Regions from separate parts of the Homo sapiens genome. Here region 2 is linked to region 1. Evidence: read pairs that join two places in POLR2A ChIA-PET (ENCODE). Cell type or tissue: MCF 10A. All regions are shown on one strand. Each heading gives the region's core, and the rest is flanking DNA. Links, peaks and the distances in the headings are about the cores only.

The links. ChIA-PET counts read pairs that join two places held together with the same protein. Peaks named below come from ENCODE experiments on the same cell type or tissue, not always from the same donor. Only the 100,000 strongest peaks of a DNase experiment are listed, where the experiment ranks them.
Region 2: POLR2A ChIA-PET joins it to region 1 with 5 read pairs; 9 of 35 experiments call an interaction of 5 or more read pairs at or near these places.

Annotation. Positions count from the first base shown.
Region 1 is chr14:75,181,628-75,184,546 of GRCh38, reverse strand. No RefSeq gene overlaps it. Among named protein-coding and RNA genes, the nearest start is that of TMED10, 6.5 kb to the right of the region's middle. In MCF 10A, for the core only: no CTCF peak of the experiment used is centred there; a DNase peak (open chromatin) is centred at 1,496.
Region 2 is chr14:75,115,317-75,118,235 of GRCh38, reverse strand. It overlaps NEK9 (NIMA related kinase 9), which reads left to right. Exons shown (of 22, transcript NM_033116.6): 6 at 910-1,041. It also overlaps the pseudogene HIF1AP1. Among named protein-coding and RNA genes, the nearest start is that of NEK9, 10 kb to the left of the region's middle. In MCF 10A, for the core only: no CTCF peak of the experiment used is centred there; no DNase peak of the experiment used is centred there.

The sequences.
Region 1 (2,919 bases), core at 91-2,590:
ACATAGAGGAACTAGCATTTATGGAGCAACTGCTCTATGTTCATCTCGTGCTAGGAGCTTTATAATATGTTGTATTTCATTTATTCGATAAGTATTTGTTGAGCACCAACTATGGACAGGATATTGTGCCTGATCTCAGGGAAAGATCAGGCAAAAATCAAAGCCCTTGCTCTTCTGAGCTTAAATTCCAGTAGGGTGGGGTGATAATAAACAAGAAAGATATATATATAAGATACTTTCAAACAGTGACAAGAGCCATGTAGATAATAAAACCAGGGCCGGGTGCAGTAGCTCACACCCATAATCCCAGCACCTTGGGAGGCAGAGGCTGGAGGATTGCTGGAGCTCAGGAGTCTGAGACAAGCCTGGGAAACAGAGTGAGACCTCATCTCTACTAAAAAAAAAAAATTAGCCAGGTGTGGTGGCGTGTGCCTGTAGTCCCCAGCACTGGGGAGGCTGAGGTGGGAGAATCGCTTGAGCCAGGGAGATGGAGGCAGCACTGAGCTATGATGGCGCCGCTGCACTCCAGCCTGGGTTACAGAGCAAGACCCTGTCCCTAAAAAAAAAAAAAAAAAAAAAAGAGCCGGGCGCGGTGGCTCACACCTGTAATTCCTGCACTTTGGGAGGCCAAGGCAGGCAGATCACTTGAGGTCAGGAGTTCAAGACCAGCTTGACCAACATGGTGAAACCCCATCTCTACTAAAAATACAAAAATTATCCAGGCACAGTGGCAAGTGCCTGTAGTCCCAGCTACTTGGGAGGCTGTGGCATGAGAATCGTTTGAACCCAGGAGGCGGAGGTTGCAGAGAGCCGAGATCATGCCACTGCACTCTAGCTTGGGCAACAGAGGGAGACCTCCATCTCAAAAAAAAGAAAAAAAAAGAGAGAAAAATAAAGATAATAAAACCAGATAATGTGGTAGAAAGTAACCCAAGGGGGGGGATACTTATGTGGGGTGGTGACATTCAGTTGGGACCCAAATGATGAGAAGCAGTCAGCAGAGTATATGAGACAACAGCTGAGGAGAGCTCCAGGTAGGCAGCAAGGTCCAAGGCTCTGATGCAGGTAGGGGCTTAAACTGTTTGGAAGGCCAGGTAAGACATTAATGGGTAGGATAATCACAGAGAGGCAGGCATGAGCCAGAACACAGTGGCCTCAGCCTTCAGGCTGTGGCTGGGTGTTTGGATTTTAATCTAGTTGATCTGCTTTACTTAAAAAAAAAAAAAAATCAGAGAAAAAAAGAAAAAAAAATCATTCTGGGTATGTTAATGAGTACGATTATTGTCAGGCAATAATAAAAGCAGAGATAACCATTAAGGAGGCTGTTGTCTTGTTTGCTTAACTGACAGAAATAAATTTTTCTGTAAAAGGTCAGATAGCAAATATTTCAGGCTTGCAGGTCACTTGAGCTCTCTATTGCACATTCTTCTCTTCTTTCTCCTCCTCCTTTTTTTTTTTTAACAGCCCTCAAAAAATGTAAAAGCCATTCTTAGCTCTTGCACAATAGAAAAACAGGAGGTTGCATGCCAGATTTGGCCTGCCTAGCTAGGCAGCAGTTTATGGACCCCTAGCTTATAGAGAAGTAGAAACTGACCAGCATACATTTTAGGACCCAATCCAGAACTGACGGGACTTGATGAACTGACTCTGTCTGGGGAGAAGGTTAGTTAAAGAGGAAACAAGAATGGTGTCATTGACTAGGCAGAAGGTGGTGCCATTTACTGAGATGCGGAAGAAGTAGATTTGGGAGCGGGGTGGGGGAAGAGGGGAGAAGGGAAATCAAGAGTTAAGTATGAATTGCCTATTAGTCCTTCAAGTGGAGATGTCAAGTAGGGAGCTCGATATAGACTCTGGAGCTTATGAGAGAGGTCAGGAGATCCATGTTTGGGAATTATCAGTCTACAGACACATTTAAAGTCATGGGATTGGGCTGGGGATGGTGGCTCATGCCTGTAATCCTAGCACTTTAGGAGGCCAAGAAGGGTGGATCACCTGAGGTCAGGAGTTCGAGACCAGCCTGACCAATATGGTGAAACACCATCTCTACTAAAAATACAAAAATTAGCTGGGCTTGGTGTCGTGCTCCTGCAGTCCCAAGTCCCAGTTACTCGGGAGGCTGAGACAGGAGAATTGCTTGAATCTGAGAGGCAAAGGTTGCAACGAGCCGAGATTGCGCCACTGCACTACAGCCTGGAGGACAGAGCACGATTCCATCTCAGAAAAAATAAAAAATCTAAGGCTGGGCGCGGTGGCTCACACCTGTGATCCCTGCACTTTGGGAGGCCGAGGTGGGCAGATCACCTGAGGTCAGGAATTCGAGACCAGCCTGACCAACATGGAGTAACCCTGTCTCCACTAGAAATACACAATTAGCCAGATGTGGTGGTGCATGCCTGTAATCCCAGCTACTCGGGAGGCTAAGACAGGAAAATCACTTGAACCCTGGAGGCGGAGGTTGCAGTGAGCTGAGATTGCACCATTGCACTCCAGCCTGGGCAACAAGAGTGAAACTCTGTCTCAAAAAAATAAAAATAAATAAAAAATATAAAAATAAAGTCATGGAATTGTATGACATCACCTGGAATGCAGCAGAAGTTTCCAGGACCAGGTCCTGGGGGACTCTAACATTTAGAAGACCCATTGAAGAGGCCCTTGGAATCACTCTCTGGGTCAAAGAGTATGGCATGTGGCAAATATTGCCAAATTGCTCTCCAAAGGGGTCTTTTGTATCCTCACAAAACCCATCTTGTCTTAGCTATGTAAACACACACTCCATGTGGTGCTATACACATGAGTAGGCAGGAACAACTAAGTCAGGAATCCTTGATGGCTTCTGCATGGAGCTGGGGAGTCTCAAGCCACACTGCAGGATTAGGCTGGTGCAAGGAGGTGTCAGGAAAGGGTCTAAGCACTCCCAAC
Region 2 (2,919 bases), core at 268-2,767, 66 kb after region 1:
AACTGATTTTGGCCAATAATTTTTTTTTTAATAATGTCAAGGTTTGCCTGCAAGCAATTTAGATGTTTAGGGTTTGGAGTCTCTGCTTCAGGGACTCAGATGTTTCTATGATGGAGGCCAAAGTGAGCTTCTGAAGAAGCAATCATATCTTTATATGGATTTTTCTCATCAAGAACAATCTGATAAAACCAAGACTTGACTTTTTTTAGCTAGTTAAATGCAAAGAAGGAATGATATGAAAATTTATAAAAGCCATGTAAGCCATCTGAAATTTGCTTTGCTTTGCTGCTTAAAGCTGACTATGAATTTTATTAGAGCTGCTAGGGCATTCATTATATCTCATCTTGGGAGAGGCATGACTTCTTAGGACATTTTTATTTCCAAATTTATTTTTGAAGTCAGAAAATCTTTTTCAAATTCAAAGGAAATTCGCTAGCTGTGTTAGTATAACAGATGCCAAATTGGGCATTTTAAAAGTTTCATTGCGCGTATTTTAGTTAGAACATCTAATTCCTTCATTGAGTTACCATCTCCCCACTGCCAGTGTTTGGATTTTTTTCCCATTGGTGAACTTCTACTAAGTATGTCTTTAAGTTTGTGTAAAGTCTTCAGTAGGCCTTGAATGCCTGAAGCCTCTGTGATCTAGGAATCACAGAGCTATTGAGCCCCTCAAGTTACCACAGTTCCTTTGTCACAGAGATTGTCCCTTTATAATTGACCCAAGAGGTTTGATATGAATAAGATTTCTTTCCATAGTGGCATCGTCTCATAAAAACCATTTTGGAATCTGCTGATGAATGTTTTATGGTTGTTATGACTAGTTCCTAGGAAATTTAATTAAGCTGTTGAAATGTTAACATAGTTACCTCAGAAAAGAAGTTATTCTTTGATTGTTTCTTTGTTGCTCAGCTTGTGGGAACCCCATATTACATGTCTCCAGAGCTCTGTCAAGGAGTAAAGTACAATTTCAAGTCTGATATCTGGGCAGTTGGCTGCGTCATTTTTGAACTGCTTACCTTAAAGAGGACGTTTGATGCTACAGTAAGTTGGCATATTATCCCCATATTGCATTTAGCAGGTTGCAAATGGTACAGCTTGACTAAGCAGATCAACTCTATTCCCAGGCTTCTGATTTCTGGCAAAAATAACCTGTATTCAGGTACAAGATTAGTAATCTATTACTAAAATGCTATAGACCCAGCCAGGCGCAGTGGCTCACGCCTGTAATCCCAGCATTTTGGGAGGCCGAGGTGGGTGGATCACTTGAGGTCACCCCGGCCAACATGGTGAAACCCCGTCTCCATTAGAAATACAAAACTCAGCCGGGTGTGGTGGCGCACACCTGTAATCCCAGCTATTTGAGAGGCTGAGGCACAAAAATTGCTTGAACCCAGGAGGTGGAGGTTGCAGTGAGCCAAGATCATGCCACTGCACTCCAGCCTGGGCAACAGAGCAAGACTCTGTCTCAAAAAAATCTCCAACTTGAATTCCCTGTTGAAATGATCACTTGAACCCGGGAAGTGGAGACTGCAGTAAGCCAAGATCGCACCACTGTACTCCAGCCTGGGCAACAGAGCAAGACCCTGTCTCAAAAAAAAATTAAAATTAAATTAAATTTAAAAGTTCATCTCTTAAAAGCAAAAAATGGAATATGATGGTTCACTTTTTCAAGCAGTAGGAATTGGAACATTATTAACAGCAGCCAGATGATCATGCAGCTACTGCATCACTTTCCTAGAAACGTGTAAAAGAATGCAAATCTAGTGAACAGAATGGAAGGGAGCAAAAGATAATTGTTTTATTTGGGTCTCACTCTGTTGCCCAGGCCTGGAGTGCAGTGTCGTGATCATAGCTCACTGCAGTCTCAAACTCCTGTGCTCCAGCAGTCATCCCGCCTCAGTCTCCTGAGTAGTTCGAACTACAGGCATGCCTCACCACACCTGGCTATTTTTTGTAGAGATGGGTTCTCACTATGTTACCCAAGCTTGTTTCAAAATCCTGGCCTCAAGTGATCCTCCTGCCTTGGCCTGTGCTAGGATTACAGGTATGAGCCCCCATGCCCAGCATATTTATGCCTTTTTCTAAATTGTTACTTCTTTGTGCCTTTATTCTATCTTGTAAACACTTCTGACATAGCACCAGTATCACTTTATTGTACTTACTTTTTTTATATAGCTGTGGTTTTGCCAGGTAGTCTAAAACCCTTCCAAATGTTTGCTTTATTTTCTGCAATACCTAACACATCGTGGGTGTTAAAAATATTCATTAACTAGGAAAAAAATGTTTATCTGTTAAAAAATAAATAAAGATTGTCATTGCTTTATGGACAATGAATCCCTTTAAGTCTTTTTTTCTTTTTTTAAGTAAATTAAAGTACAACCTGATATAAAGCAGTGCTTCTCAAACTTTAATATGCATACAAAATCATCTTGTTGAAATGCAGATTTTTTTGGGGGGTGGGGTTGATAGTCTGTGTTTCTAACAAGCTCCCAAGTGATGCTGATGCTGCTGGTCCATGGAGCACACTGAGGGGCTAAAGTGGATTCATATCCAGTTGCCTCTACCAACCAGGTGTGAGAATTTAGGCAAATCACTTCATCTCTTTGATCCTCTGTTTCATTATCTATAACATGGTAACAATATATATTCCCCACACGGAGATTCTCTCATAATGTATATGAAAAATGCAAATGTAAGATAATGCAAATTCATTGCCCTTTCATAAGACCTATTCATTTTTCTAAATCCTGAAGGTTGTTCTAGTATATCATCTAATTCTCCTAAATAGTATGGTGGAAGAAAAATGACTTGGAGTCAGAGGCTGGGCGCGGTGGCTCATGCCTGTGATCCCAGCACTTTGGGAGGCTGAGGCGGACAGATCACCTGAGGTCAGGAGTTCGAGACCAGCCTGGCCAACAT